Linked DNA regions of Homo sapiens: region 2 is linked to region 1. Evidence: chromatin loops called from intact Hi-C (ENCODE). Cell type or tissue: ascending aorta. All regions are shown on one strand. Links, peaks and the distances in the headings refer to the core of each region. The heading gives the core; the rest is flanking DNA. Region 1 holds the start of LINC03007 (long intergenic non-protein coding RNA 3007). Region 2 overlaps LINC03007 (long intergenic non-protein coding RNA 3007).

Region 1 (16,490 bases), core at 7,084-9,583:
GAGGATGGAGAATTCCATTGTCCTCATTCCACATGTGCTACCTCAGGGCCCAAACTTCAGGACAGCTCGATGAATGAAATGATGACATTTGCCAAAAACAGCAGCTATACCACACAGAACCGCTGAGCACGTGAAATTGAATGGCAATGTATTGTAAGATTTTGAACACAGATCCAGGATAAGGTTAACATAATACTCCTTTTTAAAAGTCACCAAAAGAGAACGCTTTCAGTGCAAAGACTTCCATTTGCATAACACCTTACGCTTCTCAGCATACTCTCACCTCATTGGATACAAACTAATCACTAGCATAACAAACTAATATCATCTCTTTTACAGAAGAGAAAGTTAGCTGCTAGTCCAAGTCAACTGATCTATGCAAAGTTATATGGCTTGTCAATAATGGATATGAGACTAGAATTCAGGACAGGTATTTTTGTGGCCAAGTCTACTCAGATAAACACAATTAAGCTAGTTTTGTTGACTTGATTTGTTTTGTTGGCCTGTTTCATTTTGCTAGAGAATCTTGATTAACCAATTAGATTATCTGGAACTCATGTTGCTTTGTAAATGGAATAGTTGCCTGCAGCAATCTCAGACCATGTAAGTGGGATCACTCAATTGACTTAACCAGAAAAGAGGTCTAAGCTGCATAAATGGAAAAGAAGACATACTCAGATATTTGGACATTCCTTCAAGACTGTAGACCCTCATTACCATGAGTGTTCTGACCCAAATCAGATGGGTGCAATGCGAGGGAAGAGTTTCCCAGCCCAGTGTCATATTGAGAACTCTTGGCAACAAGCAATGCCAGAATTCTATCTAAAAGAAGTTTTGTTAGGGATGGCAGTTCCCACTGGAAGGTGTGTGTGTGTTGCATTATATGTTTTGGATCAAAAAAATTTTTTTCTGAAGTAGCTTTCAACTAACTTTGCATAAATTGAGAAAATTTAAATTGCACCTAAAAGAGAATATTAGAAACTATTAGAATAAGAGGAATATTAAAAAATATTAAAATATTAATGGTAGCAGTAGTTGTAGTAGTAATCATGGTAGTAGGGTGACCAATTTTTCCGGTATGCACAGGACCATCTCAGTTACACAGCAGAAAGCCCCACATTTCAGGGTCTCTGTCCAACCCATCCCAGACAAGTTGGGACAGTTGATCACTCTAAGTGATAGAATGATATTAATAATTGTTATTATTTTTATTTTTATTTTTATTCTTATCAGAATGGCTAGAGGGGAATCTGACAGAATTGTATGGTACTTCAATCTCAAAGCCACCATCTTGATGTTGCCACTGACTGCCTAAATTGGGTTATTTGGTGGCAAGTTATCAGCGTCCAATGAAGCTGGTCCTCAAGGTTGTCATCCTTCCCCAGTGGCCATGTTCCTTCTCCCCATCTGGACTTTCAGCATCAATCTACTCAAGTGACCACCAAATATCGCCAAACCCAGTTGAATGCCTCATTGGGCCTGGTCCTCTCTCAGCAACATCTGTTCCCCTCTGAGTGTAGGGAACTCTTGGGGCTATCCTGAGCAATAATCTCTACTCTGGGTTCTTAATTCATCCCCAGGGGTCTCTCCAGGAGCTCAAGGTTTCTCTACTTGCAGATGGCCCTAAACACCTCTGGAGTTTCTGTTGTCTCGAAAAGAGCAAGAGGGACTATAAATACTATGTGTATTAGGAAGAGGAAAGCAAATGGGGTTGGGAATGCCGAAAGAGTTGGGACTGGAAATGTATTCTGAAGGTATGGTAAGGTTTAGATAGGAACAAGCAAGAGGAAATGCATTTCAAGTGGGGGAAAACACAGGAACAAAGAACTAAAGGGCATTAACAAATGTCTGGGGACTGGGAGGCAGACATGCCTCAAGGAGAGGATGAGGGAGGTGGAGATTAATGGAGAAGGAAAGATCTATACTCTTTATTCAGTAGACCAGTGTTTCTCAAACAGGACTGATTTTTCCCTCCAGGGAACATTTGGCAATGCCCAAAAACATTTTTGGTTGTCATGACTCAGTGGGGATGTAATTTGGTCTGAATGTTTATGTCCCCCCAAAATTCTTATGTTGAAATCCTCACCTCCCTACAAGATGATGGTATTAGGAGGTGGAGGCTTTGGGGGTGATTAGGTCATGAAGGTGGAGCTCTCACAAATAAGATTAGGGCCCTTATGAAAGAGACCTGAGAGACTTCTCACTCCTTCCACCCTCTGGGGTTAGAGTTAGAAGTTGGCTGTCTGTGAGGAAGTGGGTCCTCAAGAGACACCAAATCTACTGGCACCTTGATATGGGACCTCCCAGCCTCTAGAACCATGAGAAATAAATTTCTGTTGCTTATAAACCACCCAATCAATGACATCAATGTCAATAGCACCAAGGTTGAGAAACCTTGCAATAGACAATGGGGAGGCACAGGAGGTTTTTGAGCAGGAAAATGACAAAATGATGTCAATGCCGATAGCTTCATAAAGCTGAGAGGAAATTAGCTAGCACAAGAACATCTCTCTTTATGCAATGGAGCATTTCCTAAAAAGCTTTGTGTTTTTTGTGTGTTTTTCTTTAAAAAAATCAATATTTTAGAAATTCAATTTTATTTTAAATGTACTAGAGCAGCTACTAGACAAATCTAGGGATGAATACACTCCTAGAAAGTGAAGAATCTTGCCAACGCAAGCATCATTCCTGTCTCATTCTGATATATCCAAATGGCTGTACTTTAGTGTCTCTCAAAGTGGGTTACACCTAAGTCTCTTCCAGACACCGGAGGACAATGCAGGCTTCCCCCCAAAGAATGGAAGATGAGAAGCCAGATTCCCTGGTTCCTACCCACTGTGTGACCCAGAGCAGCTCTATATTAGATCATTAGCTGCTTCCAGGATCATCATTTCTTTTTCTCCATGATTCATTGACTCTTAAATGCAACCATTTCTTCACCCTGTCATTGTGGAGCACATAATCCAAAATTTTATTGAAATCAAGAGATGTTTTCCTTGCTATTATATTGGGAGCAGAATACGATTCCTTTGAACACTTCCAAAGTTCATTTTTGTTTCTCAGTGACTGCTTTCAAGTTTTCAAACAAGAAAGGATTTTGTTTTTCTCTGGCTAAAGCTTATTTTTACCCAGCCTTGGTTTTCTTTCCTTTCCTTTAAAAATCCTCAGCACATCTAAGTACACTAAATATTTATGAATGTAATTTATGAGCTTTGGCCGTTTACTCCTTGCCAAAACTAAAAAGTATGTCTGTGTGTGGCCTGAAAAATCCCAGCTATGACAAAACCAAAACAGAGAAATAAGCAACTACTTCACATAAAAAAAGAGAAAAAGAGGTCAAACTTCACAAAAGTCCAGAAATTACTCACTTGACATATTCAGACTGGCACAAAGGAAAATAAATAATATTACATCTCCTCCAAGAACCTTGTCCTGTATGTCCTGCCTCAGATGTCCTGCAGTAAACATTTATTGAGAGCATCAGGAGGGAAAATGTCCCAGGCATCTGAAAGACAGAGGCCTGCAGCTTGCTGGGCAGCTAGGGCCCAGGGTGCTGCCCACCTCAGCCCTGTCCCCCAAAGCCTGTGTCAGCTGCGTATACTGAGCACTTAACTGTGCAGGAAGGGAAGTCAGCAGATCTCTAATGAATTCCTGATCTGACTCCAATCCCTCTCTTCCTTGAACACATTTCTTTGGAGAATCAAAACCCAACATCTGGAATTTGGCTTTTCACTGTCACAGGATGTCTCCAATGCTGGCTCTTGTTTCTGGAGTTACATAATTTCTCCTAAGCAGCTTTTTTCTCACTTCAAAAAGAAAGTGAGAGAGATTGCAGAGGAAATGCCTATGATATTAAAAAGTCATAAGCACTCATCTGTGATAACAAAAAAGCAGTGGTCCTGGACACACATAGGTTCTGATAGTTAACGACGAACTTGAGGGAATGAGGCCTGGTGGAACTGACCATAAATGAACAGAAATAAAGAGTGTGAGGAAAAGAGGTAAATGCCTCATGATGTGCAAACATTGTGGCAGTGGTTTAAACATCTCAGGAAGGAATTGAAGAATCATTGGTTTGATAGGCATCTGGTTAGCTCAGACCATCTCATCAAGATAATCTTATAAACCTTCAATCAACGGTTGGCTTAAAGTCTTTAAGCCTTGCCACTAGACACCTCCTGCATACTGCAGAAGGGCCACCTTGGAAGCGCATACTGCAGTGTTCAAGAAAGAACCTGAGGCAATTACAGACACCTGTCTATAGCAGCCAGACCCCAGACCAGCCCACAGCTTTCACTGGGCAGACCTTGGCTTTTCACCCAAGATTCCACTGGCCCCACTGAGTGGAAATGAGCTTTGTAAACCACTGCTTGTTCTCTTGAAAGAGGCAGTTGACCTAATGGCTGATTATTTTCCTGAAATGGCCCCTTGAACTGGAGTTCCATTCTCCCTATTAAAGGAGAACAGGAATAAATACAATCCAAGAATCATTATAAACAGAGTTTTACTCTCCTCCTGTTGAAACTTCTACCACAGCTCTAAAGTGCCTCAGTGCAGAAGATTTAAGAAAAAAAATAGGTCCATTCTTAAATGCTCAAGGATTTTAATCTCAAAATGTATGTAAGTTCTCTGCCTAACCCAGAAATGAGAGCCAAGAGCAGCTGTGTGTGTGTGTTTGTGTGTGAGCATGAGTGGTGTTGGGTGAGTGTGATGACATTGTTGAATATTTTATCCTCTTCCAAGAAACCAGTATTGGTAAGTAGATTAGATTGAATTTCTCTGGAATCTCAAGATGTCTCTCCATTCAGAGTGCTTAAACATAAGAAAGGTTCTAAAGTTGTCATAAAGTCATCAACTTTAAAACTGAACACTGTGTGCCTGGTGCTTGGGATTCAATAGTTAACAGGTATGGTCTCTCCTCAGGAAGCCTATGGTCTAACAGGAGATCTAGATGATGAAATAGGCAATCACCATTTAGGGCAATAAGTGTCCATTCACGTCACAATGGGAAGTTTGAGACTCCCTGGAAGCATATATGAGAGTCACTTAACTCAGTCTTTGGAAGTCAAGCAAGGCATCATGGAAGAAATGACATCTAAGCTGAGATCAGAGAAGCAAGGCAAAAGTTTAAAAGAGAAAGGACAGAACATCAAGGCAGAGGCAATCTTAATTGCAAAGCCCCAGAAAGGAAAGTGCATGGCTTTTGGCTGAAATGTAATTAACAGGCGATAAACAAAGACAGATTTCATAAAGAGGGATCAACAAACCTTTCTGTAAAGGACAGACAGTAAGTAATTTAGGATTTATGGGTCATGCACTCTGTTGCAACTATTCAATTCTGCTGCTGTAACTAGAAAGCACCCATGGACAATATGTAAATGAATGTGTTTTCATAAAACTTTATTTACAAAAACAGGTTGTAGGTCAGACCCAGCTGACATCCTGACTCTGCTGGCACCTGAACCCTCACTGTTCTGTGGTCCCCAGGCCAGCAGCATCAGCATCACCTTGGCAGCTCATTAGAAAGGCAGACTCTCAGACTCTCCCTTCTGACCTATAATCTGAATTTTACATTCGAGAGATCCCCAGGTTGACAGAGCCCTGTTAAGGCATTTGGTCTCTGTCTTTGACACACTCATGTATGCATGTTTGAAAGATCCCTGTGGCTACAGTACTGCAAGTACACAACAGTGAGCAGCTCCTGAAATTTTGTCTCCCTCGTTGCCCAACTTGCCTCCCTTATACCTGGTCCTGGTGAGGAAAATGGACAGTAGAGGGCAAGACGGCAGGATGGTTTCTCTTTTCTCCCAGCCCCTGAAAGCCCACCCCTATCCCACCTCCCTTCACAACAAAGGCTGACCTTCAAAAACTACTGGAGGTAGTACTCATTACGCTTCCCAAAGGCTAACCGACTGGGTGTATTTCTAAGTCTCACTTGAAGCCATTCTTCTAGGGACCTCCTACCAGACCAGAGCTGGGCATCGTGTTTCTCTGCTGTCCATTAGGTCCTCCTTTGTTCCCATAGACATTCCATAGCACTCTGGGGGTCCAGTCTTCTGGGCCAGTTCCACCTCTAGAGGTATTTCTGGCCAAATGGGCTTGATGTCGGCTTCCAGACAAGCATGCAGGCAGCAGCTCTGAGCGTGAGCAGAATAAAGCCCCTTAATTAGGCAAGAGAGGGACTCAGCCAGCTGTGCACACTTGAGGGAAGACATCCATCAAAGAATGCATCTCCCTTCCCTACCTTTTATTTATGCTTTAGAAAATCCAATTAAAGCCGAGCCTGGCACTCTCCTAACTTTCAGCCATTTAACACATACAACAGAGTTGCTGGCCATGAATTTAAACACGCACATACACACACAGTCATGCGTGCACACAAAATAAACATGCACACATCCTGTTTCTTCCTTGTGGGCTCCCAGGACTTAGGGACTTTGGGTGTGCCTGTGGACGCTTAGCCAAAACGATGACCAAAGGTTGGTCAGAAAATGTCATTCAGCTGCTTTCGCTGGTTTCTCATGTCTTTTCCACTGCATCTGATGATTATATTTCATCCACATGCCTTTCCTGCTCATTTGGGCTTGTCCTTGGGGATGATTCACTGAGATTATGCTGATGTGAACAAACTCTGTGAACGTTTTTCCCTGCTGTTTCACTGGTTTAAGATTAGACTGCCACTTTATAGTCCAACCTTCACTTTGCTGGCAGTACCTTGATAACGTATGGCCCCAGGAAAGACACCCTGTGGAAATTACTGCAATTATCAGGCTTGGACAAAATGGACACTGGGAATTTCCTGGTGTGGGGCATGCTGAGCTCCTCATGTCTGTAAATGCCCCATGCCAGGTCAACTACTCTGTCACCTGAGTGCAGGAACTCAACACACATGCACTCAGTCACCTGAGCCCCCGAGAGTACCTTCTCACATCTAGAACCCTGTAAATGCTCTTTCTGTCCTACCAGTGTATTTGGTACATGACAAAGCTTAACATTTTTTAAATGGGATAAACCCCAGGCATAGTGTTGGGAACTTGGATTTTAGGGTCAGCCAACTTTAGTATGAATCCCCATTCTGCTTACTAGCTGAGTAACCTTGAACATGTGGCCTAACCTTCTCTATGACTCAGTTTCGCTATATTTTAAAATGAGGATAACGATAGTACCTGGCTCACAGGGTTATGGTGAGGGTTCTATGAGATCATGCACATGGAGGAGTTGGCAGAGTGAATGGAACATGGTAACACAAACAAATGTTAGCTATAATTCCCAGGGTTTATTATTGTTAAAGCCTTCCCTCCAGCTTTCGCTAATCCATGTGTGTCCCTTCTCTCAAAAGCTTTCCTAGCTAAACCCAGCCAGCCAGGACATGATTTTGGTTCTTGTTCGCCAGCACATTTAAATAGGGCTGCTAGTGGCTTTGCTTTTACTGGGTTTTCAAAAAATGTTTCCCATTTACATGTTTTATCTCCTCAAGCAAATTATAAATTTCTTAAGGGAGAGGACCTGATCTTGTTTTGCTATGACCCTCCCACACCCTAAGATATTTACCATAATGATTACATCTTAATCATTTTCCCCTTATAGTATCAATGTTTATTTTAGATTTGGGGATACATGTGCAGGTTTGTTACGTGGGTATATTGCATGATGCTGAGGATTGGGGTACAAATGTTCCCATCACCCAGGTAGTGAGCATAGTACCCAACAGTTTTTCAACCCGGGCTTCTCTCCCTCCCTCCTCCTTCTTGTAGTTCCCAGTGTCTATTGTTGCCATCTTTAACATCTTAATCTTTGATGAATAAATTTTATTTAAGAATATATAGCATAATGTGTATTACAAGTAACATGGATTTGGTTTGGTTTATCATCTGTGGTCCTGTGACCTGTGCACATGGAGAAGCACAGACTAAACAGAAATTTCCTTTTGTCATTAAAGTAGTCAGAATGCCAGCTCTGTAGCCTGACTTCCCAGTTTGAATTCAAGCTTTTCTCGTTACTAATCATGTGACTGGGGAAAGCTTCCTAACTCTCCCAGCCTTGGTTTACTTATCTGTAAAATGGGAATTTGGGTGAAGATTAAATGGGTTAGGGCAAGTTAGGTGCTCCAGAACATTGTAATTTATTATTGTTTATAAATAATTTGATATAAAATTAATACTACAAACACATTTGCAGAGAAGAATGGCATTAAATAGAGGAATAAACTATTTGATAAAAATTATACTATATTGACTTTTTAGCATAACCCATAATCACATGCCAAATAAATTGTGTAAATGATGCAATTGTTTTTCCCTTAACAACTTTTTTTTACATAAGTATATACAATCTTTATTTTCAATAAAGAAATAATATGAAAAGAAGAATCACAACACCCAAAAATCCCCCCCAAAATTTAGCTTTTCTGTAAGTGTGTGGTAGTGTTTCATCATGGTTTTGATTTGCCATTTCCCTAATAATTGACGATCTTAAGCATCATTTCAGGTACTTATATGCTCTCATTGAGTTAAATACATATTCAAATAAGTTGTCCATTTTTTAGAATTATTTTTTATTTTATTGAGTTTTGAGAGTTCTTTATATATTCTGGACACAGTTCCTTTGCTAGATATGTATTTTGCAACTATTTTCTCTCTGTGGCTTTTCACTTTCTGAACATGTTTGAAGAGCAGATTTTATTAAAAATTTTGATGATGTCCAATTAATCATTTTTAATGACTCTTCCTTGTGTACTAACAAATCTTTTCCCATCACAGGGTCATAACATTTTCTCTTTTTTTCCTAGTAAAGTGTATTAGTCTATTCTCACACTGCTATAAGGATATATCTGAGACTGGATTTATGAAGAAAAGAGGTTTAATTGGCGCACAGTTCCACAGACAGTACAGAAGGCGTGGATAGGAGGCCTCAGGAAACTTACAATCACGGCGGAAGGGGAAGGGGAAGCAAGCACGTCTTACTACGGCCAAGCAGAAGAGAGAGAGAGAGAGAGCGAAGGGGGAAGTGCTATACACTTTTAAACAACCAGATCTCACTCACTATCACGAGAACAGCAAGGAGGAAATCTGCCCCCATGATCCAGTCACTTCCCACCAGGCCCTTTCTCCAACATGTGGGGGTTACAATTCAAAATGAGACTTGGTGAGGTCACAGAGCCAGTGGGAGTCAAGGTTTGATTTTTTTATTTTTTGGCATATAGCTTTCTTTTCTTTTTTTTTTTTTTTTTTTTTTTTTGAGATGGAGTCTCGCTCTGCTGCCCAGGCTGGAGTCCAGTGGTGTGATCTCGGCTCACTGCAAGCTCCACCTCCTGGGTTCACGCCATTCTCCTGCCTCGGCCTCCCGAGTAGCTGGGACTACAGGCGCCAGCCACCATGCCCGGCTAATTTTTTGTATTTTTTAGTAGAGACGGGGTTTCACCCTCTTAGCCAGGATGGTCTCGATCTCCTGACCCCGTGATCCACCCTCCTCGTCCTCCCAAAGTGCTGGGATTACAGGCGTGAGCCACCATGCCCGGTCGGCATATAGCTTTCAAATTGTTCCAGCAACATTTGTTGAAAACATTGTTTGTTCTCCTTTGAATTATCTTGGCATCTTTGTGGAAAATCAATTGACAATATATGTGTAGGTCTATTTTTGGACTTTCTATTCTGTTCTGTTGATTTATCCCTCTAACTTTACATTAACACCATGTCGTCATGCTCAAATAGCTTTATAGTAGACTGTATCAGATGGTGTACAACTATTATGTGTCAATTTTTAAAAAGCTATTCTTGACCTGACATGATGGCTCATGCCTATAATCCCAGCACTTTAGGAGGCTGATGTGGGAGGATCACTTGAGGCCAGGAGATGGAGACCAGCCTGGGAAATATAGCAAGACCTCAATTCTAAAAAACAAAATTAGCTGGGTGTAGTGGCATGTGCCTCAAGTCCCAGATACTTAGGAGCTAAGGCAGGAGGATCACCTGAGTCCAGGAGTTCAAGGCTGCAGTGAGCTATACTTGTGCCACTGCACCTCACCTTGAGTGACAGAAAAAGACGCTGTCTCTATTTAAAAAAAAAAAAAACTGTTGTTTATTTTTAAAAATTGCTTTTATTAATACTTATATAGTCATTTCCTTTTATTATCTTTACAGTTATTTCCTTTTATCTATATACAAATTAAAATTTTTCATATATGTTGTCAGTTTCTACAAGAAATAAAAGCCTGCTGGATTTTGACTGGGATTGCCTTGAATCTATTGGTCAATTTGGGAAAAACTGACATTTTAACACTAGTGTGCCTTCCAATCAATAAAGAATGCTGTATTTTTTTGTTTGTTAAATATGTTTTAATTTCTCATATCAATAATTTTTATTTTGAGGAATACAAATTTTACACATTTTTTAGATTTATCCCCAAGTAGTTAGTGTTTTTTGATGTTATTACAATTGTTATTTTTTGAATTTTTAATTTAGATTGTTTATAAATTTCAATTATTTATTTATAGAAACGCATTTGATTTTTGTATAGTACAGCCTTCCTTAACTCACTTTTTACTTTTAGTAGCTTCTTTGTAGTTTTGTTTTGTTTTGTTTTGTTTTTGATAATCCATGTAGATGAGCATGTTATCTGAAATTAAAGACACTTTATTATTCTTCAATTTGTATGCCTTTTATTTGTTTTTCTTAGTTATTGCACTGGCAAGGACCTCTAATGTTGAATACATATGGTGGCAGTGTACATTTTTGCCTTGCTCACAACCTTAGGGGAAAAGCACACAGTGTTCCACCATTAAATGCGATGCTAGCTGTAAATTTTGTATAGATGTCATTTTCATGTTAAGGAAGTTCTCTTCTCTTCCTAGTTTTCTTACAGTTTTTATGATGAATGGATGTTGAATTTTGTTAAATACTTCCTCTGCATCTATTGACATGATCATGTGTTTTATTTTCTTTACTCTGAACAACATTCATTATATAATATCAACCCTCTGATTTTCCTTTGGAGAATCACCCCTTTAGCTCCATGTGGTCCTAGTGAGATTGCCCACCTTAGCAACCACTGGGTCCCTGTGCTCACCATCTCACCACAGGTGTGAGCAAATGACCAAACTGAGACAATCAGAGTCTTTCCTGAGATGGGACTTATGGATTCTGGGAAACAAAAGTTCTTCCTCTGGGATTGAGAGCTGCAAAGACCACACAAGCTAGAGATGCTTTCAGTCACTTTGAATACCTTTGAAAAGTGGAAGAAACTGCAAATTGGTGTCAATGCACAGAGCTAAGTGATGGAGAGATGGCAAGAGAAAGATAAAAATCTAGCAATGTTTTATGAGCCCCTAGACTGTGATATGACCGTAGACAACTCAGCCTCCAGGTTTCCCACATCTGTGAGCCAACAAAATTCCTCTTTGCCTACACTAATTTGCATTACCTTTCTGGCACTTGCAACCAGAGGAACCCTGATTGAAACACTTTTCACTGTGTGAGTAACATGTCCACTAAATCAGGCCCAAACAAGAGAGAATCATTTACTTCAATTAGTTGGCATTACATAAAACTAATAAAACCTATTTTTAAAAATAATTCTATTAGTAAGATTTTTAATTTATATTAAGGAAGTTTTACTAAAAAGAGTTGTTTTATTATGTCTTACATTTTTATTCTAGGTAGTCATAAGTAGAAGTTAAAGTAAAAAGGCTAAATCTTTTAAATAAATACAATAGTAAATATGCAAAATAAAGTGAATTAGATTTGCTGTCCATTTATCTATGAAAAAAGTAAAATATTATGTATGATATCTGTACACATACATCTATAGATAGATACTATGTACTATAGTATATGAACTGAGAGAGAGCATATGAAATTACTGAGGTTCTGCTATATGCCAGATCCTGTTCCAGTGCATTGTGAATGTTATTTTATTTGGTCCTCACAACAACGCCTCTTCAGGGTAAGCATTCTTGTCCTGCATGACACATGTGAAAAAAAGAGAGACAAAAAGTTTATATAATTTGCCCAAGGTCACATAGCTGCTACATGACAGAGCCCAATTTCAATCCAAGCTTACTAGTTCCAACAAACCATGAGTTCTTTCCATTACACCACTCTGGCTACTTCAGAAACAATTGCCATTTTCACCTTCCCAGTGTCAGGAAGGAATCTGAGTGCTATTACATAAGCACACATGTCTGCTCCACATACACTTGTGTGGAGCAAGGATCTCTAAAACTGTGCTCAGATTCACAAAGTGAAAGTGCAAAACCCCGTGTTAGCTCATCGCTGGGCTCAACTGCTTAGAAGGCCAACCTCTGCAGGGGAGGCCACAGGGGGAGGGATCCCAGCTAGGAGACCATCATGCCTCACCCAAAGGCACCTTTCTGCCCCTCAGTGACTTGCAGACTTGCTATAACATAGATGGATCCCCGGGATAGAGCAACCATACTATTGGCTTTGAAAATAAAGACTCAAATATAACTATATTATTTAGAAATATAGAGGTAAAAATGTAAACATACATATATATATATATATATATATATATATATGCCAGGCATGGTGGTTCATATCTGTAATCTCGGCCTGTAGTCCCAGCTATTGAGGAGGCTGAGGTGGGAAAATCACTTGAGCCCAGGAGGTCGAGGCTGCAGAGAGTCATGATGGCACCACTGCACTCCAGAAAGCAAGCAAGCAAGACTGGTGGTGCATAGTGGTTGAAGCTGGGTGATGGAACGTGGGATTTCTCAAACTATTCTCTCAACTTTTGTATATATTCTAAATTGCCCTTAATAAAAGAAAAAGAAAAAAAGAAATATGGACATAAGAAGCACAGCTTTTAAAAATGGAAAGGGTTTGGCTTTTGGGGGAGGGGACGGTGGGGGTAGAGGGCAAGGCTCAAGTATGGAGAGGTGAGACAAGGGACCATGGTTTTCCTTACATGCCCTGTAGTATCACTGACTTTTTCTATTATATGAACATATCACTTGAAAAAAATTAAACATTAAAAGAAACAAAAAATAATGGAGCAACTTATCGGCCAGCCTGTCCCTGCTCCATGGCAGACATCACTAATTAGCCTCAGCCTGATTTCCAGCTGAGCCCAGAAGAGCCTCTGGAATCATTCTCAGTGCAGCCTGCTAGAGATGAAGCCCATCCCAAGATGAAGAGATCTTCCATAGCATGTGTTTATCCCACACTTTGCCTGTAATGGTTCTCACAGTTCAGACAGGATCCGATCTGCCCAAAATACTTGTCCTCTGGACTCCAGGACAACCTGGGTACTCTAGCAGAGAGGGAGGGTAGGGCTCCCAGAGCCTCCCACAGGCCCTCAGAATTAGGTTGTCACCCCTGCCTTGCCCTCACCAGCCTCAGCAGATGCTTCCATTTCTGTTGGAGCCCATGCTGAGCCAGAACTTCCAGCCCTCCTTCCGTGGCTTCAATAACATTTTCCTAGGATGTGCTTTACAGCAGATCTCAGACAGTGATGAGTGCTAACAGATCCCAGTCCTGTGCAAAAGGAAAGTGTTAGAATTATATTTGGGTGGACTTCTGATGTGTGAGGGGCTTTTCCACATTTGGACAGAAGTGAAGTGCCAGTCACGTCTTTCCTGGATGGGCTGGTTTATAATTCTCCTGGGAGGCTTAACTGCGTCAGCATAAACTAAGGGAAGGAGCAGGGTCTAGTACAGCTGAGAACTGGTCCCCATTCCTTTTGTGGGAAAACTTCAATGTTCCATAGGCCTTGGACCTGTCAACCCAGACAGCTTATATTCCCAGCCTTTTCCCAGGGCTAGGTTCCTCAGCCAATCCCATTCTCAGTCTTCAACACTAACCTCAAAGGTGGGGACATGCTTCAATTCTTTCACTTGAGAGACTGGGAAGCAAGGGGGAGGAAGTAACATATATTGATTATCTCTTTGACCAGACGTAGCTCTAGGAGCTTCCTATTTATTTCATCCTACCCATAAATCCTGTGAATCCAATTTTACAAATGAAAACAGTGAGGCTTAAAGAGGTTGTAGTTTTGCCCATGGTCAGATAACCAGAAAGTGCCAGAGTAGGATTTAATTTTAGGTCTTCTGAATTCAAAAACCCTTGTTCTTCCCCAGCCTGATGCTCCAAAGAAGTCTGTGCACACTTGTTGGTCCGTCACAAATACCAAGCCCACAGCACTGGACAATTTGGAGCCAGCATATACGCCCATCTAGAAAGTGTTCACCATGAAGAAAGGGACTTATGGCGATGCTTGAACCCACGCTTCAGACAGAGTCAGGCTCCACTTCCAAAATCAGAATTTGCTGAGGAAACAGCTCTCTACAGGTAGAAGGTACTTCCTAGGTAACTCCCAGCATCTGCCTTCTGTCCAGTCACATTTCCATTTCTCGCTGTCTTCACATAGACCACGGACAGGGCCTTCATGTTTTCTCTGTAGCCTGGGAGAGTGAGCATTTTTGTGGTCTGACTTAAAGAAGGAGAAATAGCAGACTAAATAAATCAAAAATCCTACCCAAATTACCATTGCAATCCTACAATTACAGTTATGTAATTGACAGAGATTGATTTGTCATTCATACATGGCACTGAATCTTCAACACAGGCCTCTGACTCATCTTGGAGATGTCCAGTCCATTGAGGCCCAAGTCCTAGGGTTGACATTCATACTCAGCATGAGTTCTGATTATGACTCCAGGAAGTGCCATGCACATATTCCGTAAAGTCAGGCAAGCCTCTGCAGCTGGACAGAGTAGCACCAACCTTAATACACCTCTCTCAGTACTGATAGAACATGCAGATAAAAGATCAGCAAAAAATAAAGATGGTTGGAACAACATGATTAGTCAACTTGACCTAACTGGCATATTTAGAACAGCCCACCCAACATCTGGAGAACCCACATGCTTTCCCAGTGATTATAAAACAGTTACCAAAATAAACCATAAACTTGTCCATAAAATAAGTCTCAACAAATTTCAAACAATTTAAATTAAAATACCTTCTTTGATCATAGTAGCATTGAATGAGAAATCAATATAAGAAAGATAGATAAGAAATAACCAAACATTTAGACATTAAGCAACACACATTTAAATATCCCACAGGTCATTGAAGGAATAGAAATAGAAATTAGAAAATATTCTGAACCAAGTGAAAATGCAACATATCAAGGCTTGTGGAATGCTGCTAAAGCAGTGCCTACAGGAATATTCCTAGAACTAAATGCAGGTATTAAAAATATTTTTTAAATTAGGTAAATACATATATTGTTAAAGTTTTTAAAGGCTGAAGATTAATACATTGCTGTCTCAAAAAGCTTATGGAAAAAGTAGCAAATTAAGCACAAGTAAAAATGTTAAAATAGCTATGATAAAGTTAAGCCCAGACACTAATGAAATATAAAATAAATACGCAATGGAGAAAAATCAACAAACACAAATGTTTGGTAGTTTGAAAAAATTAGCAAGGTTTACAAATTCCCAGCAAGGTAAATTTAGAAAAAGAGAAAACACAGGTAACTAAGTCCAAAGATGAAAAACAGGACCTCACTACACATCTTACAGACACTGAAAACATATTAAGAGGATGTTATAAAGAACTTTACAACAATAAATTTGAAATTTTAAATGAAATGAATGAATTCTGGAAGAAAACTATTTACAATTGACTCAGAAAGAGATAGAATATGTGAATACTCTTAAAGCTGTTCAAGAAATTGGAATCATAATTTAAAGACATCCACAAAGAAAGCCGTGTACCCATATGGTTTCATTTGTGAATTTTTGTGCAAATCTTCCCAAAGAATAGAGAAAGAAGAAACCCTTCCTAGTTTTTTTTCTGAGGAGCATAACATTGATATCAGAATCTGATATAAGAAAGGAAGATTATAGATGCAAAAATCCTAAGCAAGATATTAATGCATTGAATCCAATAATACAGCCAAAAATTAATACATTATGACCAAATGGGATTTATTCCAGGAATGCAAAGTTGGCTTAACATACTAAATAAATTAAAGTAATTCACCACATAACATAATAAAGGAGAAAATCTGTTCATTCATCTTAATAGACACAGACAACACATTTGATAAAATTCAACAACTGTTCATGACTTAAAAAAACTTTTAGCAAATTAAGAATAGCAAAGAAACCTTTAATTCGATAAAAGATGCCGATAAAACTCATCTAACACTCTCCCCTGAGACTGAGAACAATACAAGAAAATACTCCTGAATCTCTTCTATTCAATATTATAGCAGAGCTCTTACCCAGAAAATAAGCCAAGAAAAATAAATAAAAGTAAAAGATTTGAAAGAAAAAAGTAAAACATTATTCATAGAGGAGATAATTAAGTGCACATAGAGAATCCAAATGAAACTATAGACTATTCAATTTATTAAGGTAACTTAAGATTGTTGGATACAAAAAGTAATTGCATAATTACTGAAAATAATTACAAAATGAAATTTTTAAAACACCAAATATAATAGTATCAAAAATCATAAA
Region 2 (16,490 bases), core at 4,689-7,188, 65 kb before region 1:
TAACTATTCACGGCCAGGACAGAGAAAATGATGGGCTTTGAGTGACACACATTTTCTGCTCAGGTTATCTCCCATCTTGTCTTGGTTGCACTATTAAATATTTTAAAAGGAGAGGCAACAAGATGGAAAAAGACCTTCACATTTCACTTGCATTTATTTTACCTTCAGGCAGGCTTTGCAAACACTCTACAAAGGGAGGTAGACAAGACACAGAATAGCAGTAAATGCCGAGGAAAATGCAAATCCCTTCTTTCACAGACACAGTTATCATTATTCCAATAAAGTGTAATGAAATAATAGAACAGCCATGCAAAGTGGGATTCAAGGGGACTTTTATGTTTTCTCTGTATCTATTGTCCACAAATGCTTTCCAGCATGACATTTTCCCAGGCCTGGGTCAAAACTGAGAAAAAGAAGGACACTGAAATGATCATGCTTTTTATAAAACTAAATATGTTTACTCTAACTGATTATTCTTTATGCTAAAAAAATTTTTAGTATACTAATAGCCTTTCTCCATAGAAGTGATGATGAGAGAAGCTGTTCCTTTTCTTTCTCTGTCTTTTAATTGTCCTTACTTGATCAAATAAGAGTTGGCCACCTTATGTCAGTTTTTCAAAAAACTCTTTTTAAAATTTTACTTATTCTAGAAAGTCTTGGGATAATTGCTTCTGATTTTTCTATTTTTTCTGAATAACATGTATTGTTTTTGAAAAACTAATAAAAAGTTACTTTAAAAGAAATAAACCATAAATAATTAAGGGAACTACATATGCATACCTGTCCTCCTGACTATAATTTTATTTTTTTAAAAATTTTAATGCAGCCATTTCTGATTCTTTGTGTTACCTTCCATCACTGGTGGGAAAATGCAGAAAAGCAATGTCAAGGGGTTTTTTGGCAATGTCGAAAAATGTTAGAGGTGAGAGAATAATTAGAAGCAGCAGCGGGTCAAGTGAAATTTAGCAAAAGAATATTTTAAAATTATTTTGATGAAACCAAACTGATACAATAAGAAATCATTTGTTTGCTGGGCAACAGACGACATTTTTCTCTATTGCAGAAGTGAAACTTAAAAAAATTAGCTTTGCCATAGCTTAGACTGCGGCAAAAAAAAATGGTAAATATCTGATTTAAAAAATTTTAAAGCTAATTATCTGACCTTATTGACAGTCAAGGAACAAAACCTCTATTGTGAACAGACTCTATTTCAAGAGCAGACCAAGGAAGGATTTGGCAAAATGAAGTTTAGACTTAGACTAATTTCACATGCTAATGAGAATCTCCAGATAAAAGCTGCTTTGTAATGGGTGCTAACCAATTGGCAGATTAACAAGATTCAAACCAAACAGAGCACGAATTAGTCATGTTTGTCATAAGACCATATGGCTAGAAAGAAACCAGGTGAATTTGGTTTAGCCTGTGTTGGAGGTATTTTTTGGTACAATATAGTTAAACAGCCAGAAAAATCAGAGTATCTCATAGTCTAACAGCCTTTACAGGGAGATTGTGCAAGGTTCATGTAACCCCTTGGAATACCTTTCAGGTGGATAACGTTTGTATCCATCAAAATAAGATGCTAGAGTTTACATTCATTCCCTTTCTTTCAGTCTCCAGAATCCCTGCACCAAAGAGAGAAAACATGGCAAAGAAAAGAATACAGGTTCTCGAGCTACTATCTAATATGTTAGCCCTAGCTACATGTGGCTATTTCCATTTAAATTCAAGTGAATAAAGTTTGTAAAAAGTAATAAAATTTAGAATCCAGTTACCTCACCACATTTCCATTGCTCAACAGTCACATGTGCCCTGGCTACTGTATTGACGAGCATAGATATAGAATATTTCTATCATTGCAGAAGCTTCTATTGGGCAATGCTGCTTCAGAGTCAAGGATCTCACTACATGAACTTCACTTAATTTACTCATCTGCAAAATTAGGAAACTAATAATACCAATCTCACAGGTATGTTAGGAGAATCAAATGTATGCAAGAGTTGTTTGTAAGCTATAAGACAAATAAATGTTAGCTATTTGGATGAGGATAGTGCTAACGATGATTGTGACGATGATGATTAATGATTTCCATATAGGAAGGCTTCAGATGGTTAGGGATGATAAGCACTCTTAGCCTTTACTCAAAGTTTGCACGACCCCAAGTTGTGAGGGTTTTCCTCCAACTGTATGCTCCCTCTTTCTTCTTGAAAGTTTTTCCTTCACTCCATGCTGGGAACAAAGACCTAGACAACGTAAAAGGAAAACATCCCAGAATTCTATCTGAACACAAATTATGTGTGACTACTAAGCTTAAAATATATATATATATTTATATATAAATATCATACATAAATATATAATATATAAATATTTAAATATATATAATATATATGTATCAGACAGAATTCATGTTATCCACCAAATTTTGTGTTTCCCAAGGAAGTGCTCCTAACCCCAAGGAGCCTGTGGAAGTATAAGGGTTGGCCAGAGCAGGGGCAGGTGGAGGAAAGGAAGGGAGTGTCAAGGAATGTGGTATTAGAGTTATTGCTACTATTACAAAAGTTTTCCCAGAACTAGTATGTTTTCCAGGATGAATCTAACCTGGCTGATTTACATATAAAGCATTCATTCTGTCTGAAATTAAATTAATTCAGTCAACAATATTATTTGGCAGAGCCACAAACAATTTTCATTTTTGTAAGTCAAAAATAGTCAAACACTGGCAATTTCATATGGTTCAACCTAATATTGCCTCAATTTGACCTGTAGCAGACGAGCCAAGATTTCAGGTTTTAGCTGATAGACCTGGGTTCATATCTCACTCTGCCATAATTGCTTGTCTTTGGGAAATTAAAAAATAATAGGAAAAAGAAATTTAGTATTTGGACTAAATCTGAATCTTTGAGAAAAGAAAATAAGAAAGTGGTTTTTGGCGGCAAAAAGGTTGACAACCATTGATCTACTCCGCAAGGTAGGGCTTTTAATTGGCAACATACTGCCTCCTTTAGGCAATTTTAATCATCTAGAACATAGAGAAGAAGAGAGATAAGTAAGCAAAGGACATCTTAAAAAACAAAGACTTATCAAAAAGCCCATGTCCTTCATATCTTAGGCGTGATAGAAGCACTTTCAGGTTTGACCAAGACAATTGTGTGTAAAAAGCTATACCAATGGCAGAAAGAAGCAAAACTAACTGCAAAGGCCGGATACAGAGGTTAAAAATATATTTATCTAACAGAACTGACAAGAAACTCTTGGTCTTGACCTTCTCAATGGCCTGACAACTTTACCATATTATAATAATGCTAAATATCCCTACTCGAGAAAGCAGAAACGTATTATGTTGTCAGGCTGTTCCTATATAAATAAGAAGTCATTGCGCTAAAAGCTATGATGCAGAGAAGGGCAGCCCATATGCCTGCCACCGATAAGGGAACCAAGGGAGAAAGGCTGCTCAAATACCACTTGCCCATCATGGCCATGCATGAGAAGGGAAAGCTGTGTCTGCGAGGACACCCCATCAGTGCCAGAAGAGGAAGGCCAAATCAGGTTGTTGAGACCAGGGGTGAGATAGAACACCAGCCAAGACACAGAATCCACACAAACCGAGAGAAGTTGAAGAACCAAGAGATCTGAAAGCAAAAAGTCGCAGAGCAGACAATCAAAAGGTGGGCTAGATGGATTCTGGAACAAAAAATTACTAAAATTGTGGCTTTTACACAACATGAGCATAGCTCTATGTGGACAAAAGGGACCAAAAGGGATACACTTTTTACTGAAAACTCACCCATGTAGGAGGCCCTGTTTCAAACCACAAAAATTCCAACTTGTTACTGGAAATGAAGAAAATACGGTCTTAATTTTAAACAACAACCTGATATTCATTTAGACCAGCTGTTAAAATGACAGTATGCAGAAAAGAGCACAGAATTTTGATTCAGACAATCCTGAGTCATGTGGCTCAACCATTTATTTTTATGCACAAGGTCACATACTTGAATCTCGGAGGATGTCAGTGTCTTCATCTTTGAAACAGAAGCAGTAGTGCCACTTTCCCAGTGTTGTGGTAAAGACTAGATGAATCCACATATGGAGAGTACCTGGGTCAATACCTGGTACTTAGTGTGTATTCAATAAGCCTTAGATCGCTTCTCTTCTCTGTATTGATAATTCATTTTTAGCAACTGAAACAACAGTTTCTAGACTTATTTTCTCTGTTCTATTTGTGCTTCATCAGTCATTCCCCTTGCACACTACCAAACATAAGTTGCTACCTAAGAAGGCTGCCCTGTTTATTCTTCCAAAGCAATGTCAATTTCAATCCCCACTTTTAGACTTACTTAGAAAGAATATCTGAGCTTTATTTTTGGTCTTAGTGATGATAGTATCCTTTAGCTGGATGTCAACTCTAGGAAGATTTCATTGTCAGCTGATGGCAGCAGGGTGGAAAAAATCCTTTAAAAGCAAGAATAACCTCCCCCACACCTGCCCAAGAAACAAAACACCAAAGCCAGCAGCCCTCGCCTCCCAGCGTGAGCAGCTGCTCTGGGCTGAGCCCTTAGCTCTCCAGGCCAGGCTGCTGCCTACCTCACCCTCCAGAGGAGCCCTTGTTGGGTCTTCAGTCCCTGGTCTCTGGACTTATCAGGAGCAGACATCTGCAGCCACGTCTGTGGGGACCACCCAGAGGGCAGCTGGAGAACCCTGGGGCTCCTTGCAGAATTTGCAGAAAGGTCAAGAGTCACATGCCCCAACCCGTTCTCTAAAAGCATCTCAGAAAGACCCGGTGGAAAGGTCATCTTAAGACAGTGACAGGGCACAGCTTGTTGGGGGAAGAGAGGAGAGGACAGAAGAATTTCTTTTTTAAGTAGCAGAAAGTACATCTGTTTCTTGCTCAGCTTAGACTTTCAAGTCTGATTTTTATTTCGATGGCATTTCCTTGGCTTTTCCAATTCATGTCTAAATCACAAAATGTGTCCATTGTGCACTTCTGGGCTTGCGTACATGTGCCACAGAGCACAACACCGCAAATGCATTTTCTCACTTCATTAAACATTGCTTTAAAATGGCATCCAAATGTCCGCTCTCACAATCGCGTCTAGGGGAGATTGTGTTACTTTTTCCCCCACAGTGGGAACAGAAGGAACAGCTAAGTCACAAGCTGTGATGTTTAATATTTTTCAATTTCACACGTCCAACTCTGAAAGCTGATTGTAGGGACAGCCTGGTCAGCCATGCCACTGCGTGCAAGGGCTCTGGTTGTCTTGGGGAGGCTTCCCTTTAGCCTTGCAATTCTCTGATCTACACTGCAACAGCCATAACTGGCCTCACCCCAGGGGATCCCTTCTCACTTCACTGGGTGAGGTGCTGACTCCACCTCCCCCAGGCAGGTCAGGACGCATTCTGCTGACTTAAGAAGATGCCACGTAAATTAGAACTCATGTAACCATATGGTTCAAACCTGCGGGTCATATTTTATACACAAATGACTATGACAGGCAGTATTTTTGTGCTGACAAGTTGTATTTCATCCATGTTTACTTAGAATTCCATGCTATCATTAAAAGCTGAACAATAGAACTTTATCTTATTTTCACGCAAAAATTTCACTGAGTGTCCCTCTTATTAAAAAAAAAAGAAGAAGAAAAATTCACCATGAAGCTTTTGCTCTCTCTTTAACTCTTATTATCCAAGTGTTGGGTGCTAAGATGCTTTCATATATTCTGACATCGGGAATTTGAAAGTTCTTGAGCCCTGGCTTCCAGACTGGCCAGCATTAAGTGTGCTAAACAGCTATTTTATTTGGGTCCCAAAAATAAAAAGTATATTAGTTTACCAACCACCGCATGCTGTGCAGTGACCTCTGGATGTTTGAAAGCTGAACCAATTGATTCAGTCTTCTGTGACTTTACCTCCTGTAGAGCAGCAAATAAGAGAATCTCCAATATAGTGGCCAGTTACCTCCCAGACCTCTAGGTTAAGAAAGAAAATAGTAAACAAAATGCTAGCTGGGTCACTCTATAGCCTCTGGTCCTTCAAAGACAAACCTTAGAAAATACTTCTCATGTTTCCTAGAATTCTGATTAAACCCACAACCCAGCAAGTCCTAGAGACTCTGACTATATTAAGGTTGCAGGAACTAAGAGACTTCAGCACAAATCTTGAACTCAAGCTGGAAAAAATAAATATAAATATATATATATATACACATATACATAAATAAATAAATATATACACACACATTAATAATGCCTTCCACCTTGAGAAAATGTCTTAGACCCCCACATTCTCCTCTCTGCTTTTGCAATCCAATGTGACCCTATTGGCTGGGCATGATGGCTCACGCCTGTAATCTGAGCAATTTGGGAGGCCGAGGTGGGAAGATTGCTTGAGCCCAGGAGTTCAAGACAGCCTGGGCAACACAGGGAGACCCTGACTCTATGAAAAGTAAAAATAAAAAGAATCATCTGCAGTGTGACTCTATTTTCTCAATCAAAACTAGGCAAGTGGTCTGGGAAAGGTATTTTTCCAATTTATAAATGAATTGATGGAAAATCCTCTGACAAAGCTATCAAAATTATAGTCATATTGGATTACATATTTAACAACTGACCCTTCTTGGGGTCATTTCTTTTAAATCAGGGCTGCCCTGATCACTCCAGGCACATGGTTGCCAAATCTCAACCCTCCCCAGAACCTTCAGAAAGCTGTCCTGAAGTCTGAGAGGCATCTCTGGAAGCTCAGGGAAGACAGTTCATCGCCTCTCTCCAGACCTGGCTGTGAATCCTCACTACACTTCTTACTTTCTTTAAGCAACTCCATAGTGCCACCGAGCCATTTCCTCACTTGTTAAATGGAATGCAATATACAATGCCTAACGCATTTACCAAATGATCATGTCTTCACTCTATCCCTAATTGAAAGAACAACATGAAATTGCTGCCAGGTAGCTGCCCAGGACAAGGAAAAGTGCGACGGGACTGAAATCTGATTTTGCTTCCTTCCAGGCTCCTCCCTTTTGGAGGTGTCTGTCTTCCCCAGGTGTGTATCTTTCAAGTCTTTACTGATGATGGCTTAAGAATTGATTCATCCCAGGTGTATTTTAATGAGAGACTGCAAAACTTTAAAGACTTTAAAGATTGAAAGGAATTATTTTCTTTCAATGAACATGTGTCATTCTATTATTAAAGTAATATATGATTACTACAAAAAAAATGCAGAAAAGTAAAAAGCAAAAGAATTGCCCATCATTCTGCTACTGAAACACAAGCACCATTAAAATTTTGTTGTATTTTTGGCACGCATATTCTTTGTAGCCTTTACTTGTGTGTGTGTGTGTGTGTGTGTGTGTGTGTAAAAGGGGATGATTATATTGTTGATTTTAGTTTTGACTTAGGAAAAATTGCATATACAACTTTGTATCCTTCTTGTCATTTAGTATGGTAACCCACCAAGCATTTGCTGCATTACCATACCCTTTCCATAAATAATAATTTTTAATGGCTGCAAAATAAGGGATGCATTTTTGAAAGTAAAGTTCTTTTTTAAATTTTTTTAAACAAAAATTTCTAACTCTAATAGATCCTGGAGAAGATAAATGTATAAAACCAAAATTAAATGTAAGTTCTCTGAGAGCAAAGACTTCTGTCTCTTTTTATTCTCTGCAGTAACCTTGGTGCTTAGACTACTGCCTGGCCCATGATAGGTGTCCTCTAATGAATAAGAATAAAATCAGAGGAACATGAGGCCTCTAGGACTCCAGCTTCCAATGTAGCACTGTGCCCTGGTTTGCTATGAACTCATTCTACAGAATGATTGACAAGTAGCCTGCTTTCTCTATGTTTTTATTTTCTCCACGGTCTTTTGCTAAGACACAAGTACAAGTAAACACATGATTCATCAAAATATCAATTGATTTTTAAAAGCACCTGTTTCCCATTTAAACCTTCACAACCATGTTTTGAAAACTGTGGGGAAATCTGAAACTGTCTCAAAATCTTTTTAGAGTTCTTTAGAAATTTTTTTTAATGCCAGTTGTAAAGTCATGTCCATGTCAGTGATTCTCTGATCCCCAAATATCTAAACCTGTTGGAAACTGTGCAAACAGATAATAATAGGACCTCATTTAAAGCAAAAGTAAATTATAAAAAATCCATTACTTTGTTTAGCCAACAGCTTTGATACCCAAGAAAACACATCGAGACTTTGCCCTGTCCTGGAAGCATTTGGGTAAAGTGCTGGCGAATGTGATATCTAATTAGATTCTAGGGTCTCATCACCAAGAACTAGGGGAAAGATCAGGAGTTCAACCCAAGAAACCAGTTCATGGAAAATATCAAATAACAGTTGGGCAATGCTGAGAGGCTATTTACTGAAATGCTCATACCTAGTGAAAAGACCTCCTGGGCAAAAACTTTTTTTTCTAATCTAGGAACAACTATTGAATTTGCTTTTTGCATTATACTGAATAATTCTTCTTTTTTTTTTTTTTTTTTTTTTTTTGGAGACAGAGTCTTGCTCTGTCGCCAGGCTGGAGTGCAGTGGCATGATCTCAGCTCACTGCAACCTCCACCTCCTGAGTTCAAGCAATTCTCCTGCCTCAGCCTCCCCAGTAGCTGGGACTACAGCTACGTGCCACCACACCCAGCTAAGTTTTGTATTTTTAGTAGAGACGGGGTTTGACCATGTTGGCCAGGATGGTCTCGATCTCTTGACCTCATGATCCACCCACCTCAGCCTCCCGAAGTGCTGGGATTATAGGCATGAGCCACCGCGCCCGGCCTATACTGAATAATTCTTAGTATATTACATTAACGTATTGCCATAATTTGGTTTTGCCCTTCTGAAACCTAAAGATATAATATATGCCTCTGTAAATGCCCACAGAACTACTGTGTGAGCAAAATTTGACTTTGAAAACAATTATAATGTGGGCAAGAAAAATGTTAAAATCTTTAAACATTATCAGGCCAATATATAGCTTGTTATATGAGTTCCAGCACAGGCAGCCCAAAGAAATAAGGAGAGATGTGCATTGCCACTTTCTCCCATCTCTCCCAGCCTACAAAATGGGCTTCAGATGACAGAGGAAGTGTCTGAGGCAACGGCAAATGTGGATAACAGGTTGGAAGATGGAACTACCAAGGGAAAGAAGGCTAAAGGAAGTGGGGAGATTCAATGAGATAAAGAGGAGATAGAGAACTTTTTGGATTTTAAAAATTAATCTTCAATTACGTGAAAGGATGTTTGTGCAAAATGGTGACCCACTTTTTTCCATCTCTACTGGGGCAGATCAAAAGAAAATGGACTTAAACTGAGGCCGAGTGGTTTAGGTAAGACAGAAGAAGGAATTTCCTGAATGTGGAGGTCGTTAAAAACTAGAATGAGTTACTAAGGAAGTCTGTGGACACTCTTCCTCTGGGGAACATTTAAAAATAAGATAAATTTTCATCTGTCAGGGCGAGTTTAGAAGTAATCCTACTAGAAGGCCTCTCAAAGCATTTTCCAGCCCTATAACCTGAGGGCCAAATTCCCTCTGATTTTATTTCTAAAGTTAACTAGATGCGAGATGAATGCCTGAAGCAGAATTCCAGATTTTAGATACAGTAACTCGAGGCTGTCACCTTTTGTTCTATAATAAGATGCCACTTTGCATAAAAACTAAAGTCCTAATCCTTCCTGGAAACCACAGCAAGGAAAAAATTCACAACTCAAAACTTGGCAAATTAACTCTTGCTCAGACACCTTCACTCTCATCCTTAAAAATACAAAATACCATCTCCTCCTCTACACTGTTTTTTGTTCCCTTATGCCTATGGAGCACGTCTTTCCAGTTCTTAATTTTATTTTTCCCAGACAGCCATTCCGAATATTCCATTTTTACAGCTAGTCAGTTTCTTTAAACAGTCTTTTGAAACCTAACCAAATACTTTCCCAGCAATTATTTGGCGATGTTTCAATCTTAGATATACCAAGCTAAAAAACAAGTTTGCATTTTGAACAGCTGTACTCAGACACATTCCTTTCTCTTCATCTTCTTCTGAGTTTTAATCAAGCCAATCGGGGGCTTTCATTACACCTCCCAGGATGGAATAACCTGACATGGTGAATATTGATATAACACCCTCCCTTATAATTGATCAGCTTTGTTTCAGTTCCATGGTTTTCTTTTCTTTTAAAAGCTTCGGGTCTCCTTTGTTTCAGGTTAAATCAGGAACATTAAAAGCAACTGATATCTAAAGCCTCCTCCAGGTCACTGCTGCCTCCTCCTCCTCATTCTTAGCCTAAGGTTTTTTTGTTGTTTTTTTCTTTTTTCTTTAGCTTCTCCATCCTCCTACTCACCCCTCACCCCAAGGCATTTGTCAAAGGTTTCCTCTGACTTCTCCAACCCTTTTCTCCAGTGTGAACTCTGGATTCAAGTGTGAGGAAAGGAAATCTGGCTTAGGTAAGGAAAGGGGAGACCATCCAGGGTAAAGGGAAAAGAAAGGGGTTTCAGTCGCAGCGATCGCTGGCCAGACACTTCCTAACAGTTACCTCTCAAGGACAGCAAGAAAAGTCCTTGAAAATCTCATCTGGGCACATGGATGGCAGGATGGGGCACAAAGAGCTATGTGGGCTCCTAGAGAGACAAGGTGAACTTATTCCTCAGTTAGGAATCCAAATAAATCATAATGCTTAAACTATTCGTGAAATCATCAAGTATCTACAGATTTTTTTCCAGTTCTAAATGAAAGTAGCCAAATGATGGTCATTAAAATGAAAGAAAATCATCCTTATTTTTACTTCTGTACAAGCTTCTCGAAGAACTTCAAGTCTTAGTGGAGATGGGGTGAGGAGCTAGTGACAGGGCTCTGATGAGTGGAGAACACCAGGTTCTTCATCTCGAGTAGAATTAGAAAAAATGAAACGGACACACATGGAGTAGTTTTAAGGAGCAGAGAGTTTAATAGACAAGAAAGAAGGGGGAAGAAAGAAAGAAGAAGCTTCCCTGTACAGAGACAGAGGGAGGGAGGGCTCCAAAGCTGAGAGGGAACCCTGCTATCAACTAGCTATATTCGATGGCTGGAGGAGGCGGTGTCTGATTTGCATGGGGCTCAGGGGATTGGTTTGACAAGGCATGTCATTCACGTAGACCGTGAAAAAACTGGCTCTCTCACCCTAGTCTTTTAACATGCAAATGTAGGGCGCCATGATGTTCCACACACCTGGGGATATGTGGGGGCAACCATGCTGCTAGGCACATGTGGGGGCAAGGGTAAGAGGGCAACGGTGGGAATCGCCATGTTGGGTGGACCCAGTTTCTAACGCCTTGCATTTGCATATTAAAGGTTGCCAGCCGGCCATGTTGGGTGGATCCAGTTTCTAACGGTTTGCATTTGCATATCAAAGGTTGCCAGCTGGGGTCTAAGAGTCAGGATTCTCTTTCATGCTAGACAAGAGCCGCGAAAAATCTTCCAAGGACCCCTTTTTTCCTCTCTATCTGCCTAAAATAATTTCTTAGTAACTCCTACCACACTAGATCGTCTTAGTCTTTACACTGAGAAAAGTAAAAGAGGTGTGTTCTCTTTTTGTACAAATGGGGAAAGCCAGGAATAGAGTGATGACATATTTTACCCAGAGTGACATAAGTAATCACAAGGTTCTCTGCATCTATATTACTATATGCTTTGCCAGAATGCCCTGTTAGGATGAAATTTATTTATATAGTTAAATAGTTAATAACTACATAAAGGAAGGAGAGAGGAAAAATAAAAACTAAATATATATATGTGTGCACAAAAAGATATTAAATTGAGCTTATGAATAATATATTTCAATAATACATTACTAATTATTTAACATGAGGAGAGGAGCTGATTAGTAGTAGTCAGTCTTCTTGGCCATAGTCAGTTTCATCAACCTCTTCAGTTCTGAAACCCCAAGGCTCTCCCAAGGTTTACCTGGGGAGATAACCACAGCCCCTGTCCTCTTCAGGCAACTCGGAGTTCAACTTTCCTTTCTCAGAAAGAGAGATAGCAACATCTCAAGAGATAGAGCTAGAGAAAAGTCACAGAAGCATCTATGAATTGGTTCCCCATCAAGGACACCCAGACACACAACCCACTCAGAGACAAACCGTTCTGGAATACTTCATGTTGGAGTGGTTAGCCCTGCTCTGTGAACTGGTAATCCAGTCCTTTGTGGAGCCATCTCTGGGCTAATTGTCTCTTTGTTTCTTGAAGGTTGAGAGATTATCTTCAGCAAAATTCCTCCGTTTAACCCCTGGACTTCCTTACCCCAATTCATCCAACCACCACTCTCATTTGCAGATGAGAATCTTCATTTGCACACATGGCCTTGGCCTTTGCCTCAACCCTTTCCCTAAGACAGCTAGCTGGTTCTATCTTGCTCTCTCTCCTTCGTTTTTGGTGCAGATCAACAGCAGAGCCAACCTTGGACAGGACAGGACGAATCCACACTTCCAACTCACAGAAGCATGGAACCCAGTTAGGGAGAGTCTCCCAAAGCCTTAAGGTACCACAGGGCACCATGTCCTCTGCCAAAACTTTTGGAAACAGGGCTGGTTCTACTGCAGCAGAACAGATCACCCTTTGAACAAAAAGCTCCAAAACTTACAAGAAAGAGAAGATGAAAGCTGCAGCTCTCTTCTTTGAATTATATATTATCTATGCCTAGAATGCCCAGAGGGGTCATGAATTTAGAGAACTCAACAACAACAAAAAGTCAATATCTGACACCTTGTGTTTCTAAAACTCATTACAGCTCTGGGAATGAAAGTATAGGAAGAAAAAAAAAAACAGTGAATAAATTATTTAGAAGAGGAAATGTTTGGATTATTTTCTTGCGTTTTCTTGAGCTTTTCCCAATAGTTTCAGAACTGGTGGAAAGAGAAGGAGTTCTGTCTCCTAAATTATCTCTTGAATTCAAATTTTCTCTGGTCTGGGATTGGAAGGATCCTTCATACTTTTATAAACTGGACTGAAAAATACAGAAGCCCCCAATCTTAACCCTTTCTTCTCTTTCTAAAATATCCTAAGGAAAAGCAATAAGAGATTTAAATCCCATATCATCTGAGAAAGGGACTGGGTTTTTTTCCCAAATCAACCTTTCCAATTAATGAAGCCCCTATTCCTTATACTGAATTGGGGAAATGTCTTGTGAAAAAGTTGCTGACCCTCCTCTGATACCTGGAACCCTACTACAGAGTCTCAGATTTGACTCAGAGAAGGTTCCAGAGGTGTGTCTGCGTTGTGCTGTATTGCACTGAGCTGGTGCCTGACATTTTAGATGCTCAGTGAACATGTGGCTCTAACTCAGTCACTGCAAACTCCTTAAGATGTCTTGCTCATCTCAATGGCCACAGTAGGTAAACATTCAATAAAGCCTGATTGACTAAACAAATAAATAAATGAGCAATCATGTCTAAATCACTAAGGGAGAGGTTTGCCCCCTCCTTCCCCACTCCCATCCTCCAGATCGATCTTTTCTGAGAATCACTGCTTGTCCGTTTTCGTCCCCTAAGACATTTTAGTAATCAAAGGAATGTACCCTATTCCAAGAGTCCTACACATTCTGTTTCTTATTTCATCTGAGAAAGAATTTACTGAAGAGTCCTCTCCACCACATGTGGATTGAATTTCCATTCTCTTCTCCCCATTTCCACCTTTCTTTTTATTTCTGTCTCCATCAGAGCAGAGCATTCAATATGCTGCAGAAATAATTTTCTGCTGAATGAGGTTCGGCCATAAGTCAAGGGCAGATTTATTAAGGCCCCTGCACAGCCTGTTCCTCGGCTTACTGTCGACATGACAGTTTAAATCTTTGATCACCCTTACACGTAACCCCTTCACTGCTGAACAGCCCAGATCTACAAGATGAGCAGCTCCTCCTGGTACTTGAGATGAGTTGAAAATGGTTCTAAATCCAAGCAGACAGGGCATCTTCACCAGGACCCAGGGGTGTCCAGTGTGTTCAGGGATTTTCAAGGTACAGTGAGGCATGGCTTAATGACAGGGACATCTTCTGGGAAATGCATTGCTAGACGATTTCATCATCGTGTGAACATCATAGCGTGTACTTACACAGACCTAGATGGTAGAGCCTACCACACACCCAACCTATATGCTATAGCCTATTGCTCCCATGCTACAAACGTGTAGAGCATGTTACTGTACTGAATACTGTAGGCGATTGTAACACAGTAGTAAGGATTTGTGTATCTAAACATATCCAAACCCAGAAAAGGTAATGCATTTTGTGCTAGGACCTTATGGCAGCTATGATGTCATTAGACAATAGGAATTTTCCAGCTCCATTATAGTTTTGTCGGCACACTGTCATAAGTGTGGTCTGTGGTTGACCGGAACACAGCTATGCAGCACGTGACTGTATCCCTCCTCCCATGCTCACTTCTCTTTTCTACCTGCTTCTGCTTCCAGGCAGGAACTTCATCATCTCCACTGCTGTGCTGTGGGAAAACTCCACTGCAGCTTCTGTTCCCAGAATAGCTGTTTTATCTAGTGAGTTCACTGGCTGTTCTGTGAGAGACTATTATTTCTGTGTTCTGTTTCTGTTTTTAGTAATTTTACCTTTCTGTGGCAAACACCTGGCATCACATAAACCAGTGTTTTAAAACCCATGAACCAGTCGGCTAGTAAGGTTGTATGGGTGCTATGACAATTACTTTTACATGTAATTTGATGTTGTATATTGCATTTGAGGTACTTTGGTTGCCACTACATACACCCACACCCACACACACACACACACACACTTCACAAAACAGTGCTAGAAGCTGCTATTAAGAATATTAAAATGCTTGCACAAACTTGAAGTCTCCAAGAAAAGATTCCTCTGTCCATGCTAACACACGTAAAATACCTGTATCGTGTTTCTTTGATATTCCCTTGTCTTAGATTCCTTGGCCTAAGTCTGGCTCACTGATTCCCACTGAGCAAATGATTACTATTGTTATTCCTCCTATATAGATAGCACTTTACATGTATCCATGTATCCACTTTACACATATCCTCATTAGCTTCTAATAATTCCTGCAAGTGGGTGTTATTCTGATTTTGCACACAAGAAAATCTGAGGCCTTAACCCAATGAGTTGCTCAAAGTGAGTCACTAATGTAAGTAAAAGACAACCCTCAGATCCTCTTTGGAGGCACAATCTCCTTACAAATAACTCCTTAAGAAATCAACACAATGCTGAATGGCTTGTGAAAGAGGGGTGTTAGTAAAATACCTCTTTTTGTCTGAGTGTAAGTACAAGTTTGCACTATACAGAAAGGTATTAAAAAGGGGGAAAATGACCCAAATCCCCCAAAGAAAAACCATGCTACCATTTCGATTCATATCCTTCCAGATTTTTTTCAACGAGAAGATGTTGCTGTGTTTGTTTCTTTGTTTGTTTTGGTTTGGTTTTTTGAGACAGGGCCTCACTCTGTCGCCCAGACTAGAGTGCAGTGGCGCAATCTTGGCTCATTGCAACCTCCACCTCCCAGGCTCAAATGATTCTCCTGCCTCAGCCTTCCGAGTAGCTGGGATTACAGGCATGAGCCACTACCACTGGTTAATTTTTTATTTGTTTTTGTATTTTTAGTAGAGACGGGGTTTCACCATGTTGGCCAGGCTGGTCTCGAACTCCTGACCTCAAATGATCCACCTGCCTCAGCCTCCCAAAGTGTTGGGATTACAGGCGTGAGCCACCATGCCTATCAGTTGCTGTTGTTTTAAGATGAGATACTAATCCATTTTAATCAAAAATGTTCACAAAATACCCCTTGAGCATATAGAAACAGGAAGAGGGGATTAGACATTGGCAAAACTGAGATTGTATAGCTAATGAGAAAACCCCAGCAAATAAGTTCTTTATTAAAAAGTAGTTTAATTGATTCAGCCTAGAAGTAACCTTAAAGATTTCTCTATTTTTGAATATTAAAACAGAAGGCAGAGACTGGCAAACTCCTTTTGAATGATGCAGGAGAGTTTGGAGAAAAAAAGATAAGATACGGACTAGAAATGTATAGATTAATTATACAGCATGTGTATAATGGATGTGAGGAAGAGTTATTCCACCTTCAGGAGAGAATGATTTCTCACAGTTATCACAGGGAGAAGTCAGCCTACCAAATCTTCAGTTAAGGAACCTTAACTTCCCTTGGTGGAAAACAAAATGACAGGAATTGGGGTGGAGAAGACAGGCATGGAGAAGAAAGTATAAATGGAGGAAACATCCAAGAATTTGGGGTAGATTTCCCCTTTTACAAAGAGAAGGAGAAAACCATGACCAGACATGAGGACCAACGCAACCACCATCAACTCATCAGCCACAATATCGCCCATGGGGTATATTCCTCTAAAGTTGCAATTCTAGAAAAGAAAAAGAATCTCAGAATTCAGCCCTAGACTGGTGGAAGAGCTAAGCCACAGAAGTGCTTAGAGGTCGTACATCTTCTGTTTCTGTTCAGGTAAACACAAGTTCCTGCCCAC

What was found. Hi-C counts contacts between places; a loop is a spot of excess contacts. Peaks named below come from ENCODE experiments on the same cell type or tissue, not always from the same donor. Only the 100,000 strongest peaks of a DNase experiment are listed, where the experiment ranks them.
Region 2: a loop joins it to region 1, with 2.0 times the contacts of the local background. A loop is called at or near these places in 3 of 110 quality-filtered maps.

The regions. Positions count from the first base shown.
Region 1 is chr7:25,783,893-25,800,382 of GRCh38, forward strand. It overlaps LINC03007 (long intergenic non-protein coding RNA 3007), which reads right to left and starts at 6,227. Exons shown (of 5, transcript NR_157808.1): 1 at 5,861-6,227. In ascending aorta, for the core only: no CTCF peak of the experiment used is centred there; no DNase peak of the experiment used is centred there; H3K27ac peaks cover 485 bases.
Region 2 is chr7:25,721,746-25,738,235 of GRCh38, forward strand. All of the region lies in intron 1 of LINC03007 (long intergenic non-protein coding RNA 3007), which reads right to left. Among named protein-coding and RNA genes, the nearest start is that of LINC03007, 60 kb to the right of the region's middle. RefSeq lists enhancers at 10,977-11,643, 11,911-12,421. In ascending aorta, for the core only: no CTCF peak of the experiment used is centred there; no DNase peak of the experiment used is centred there.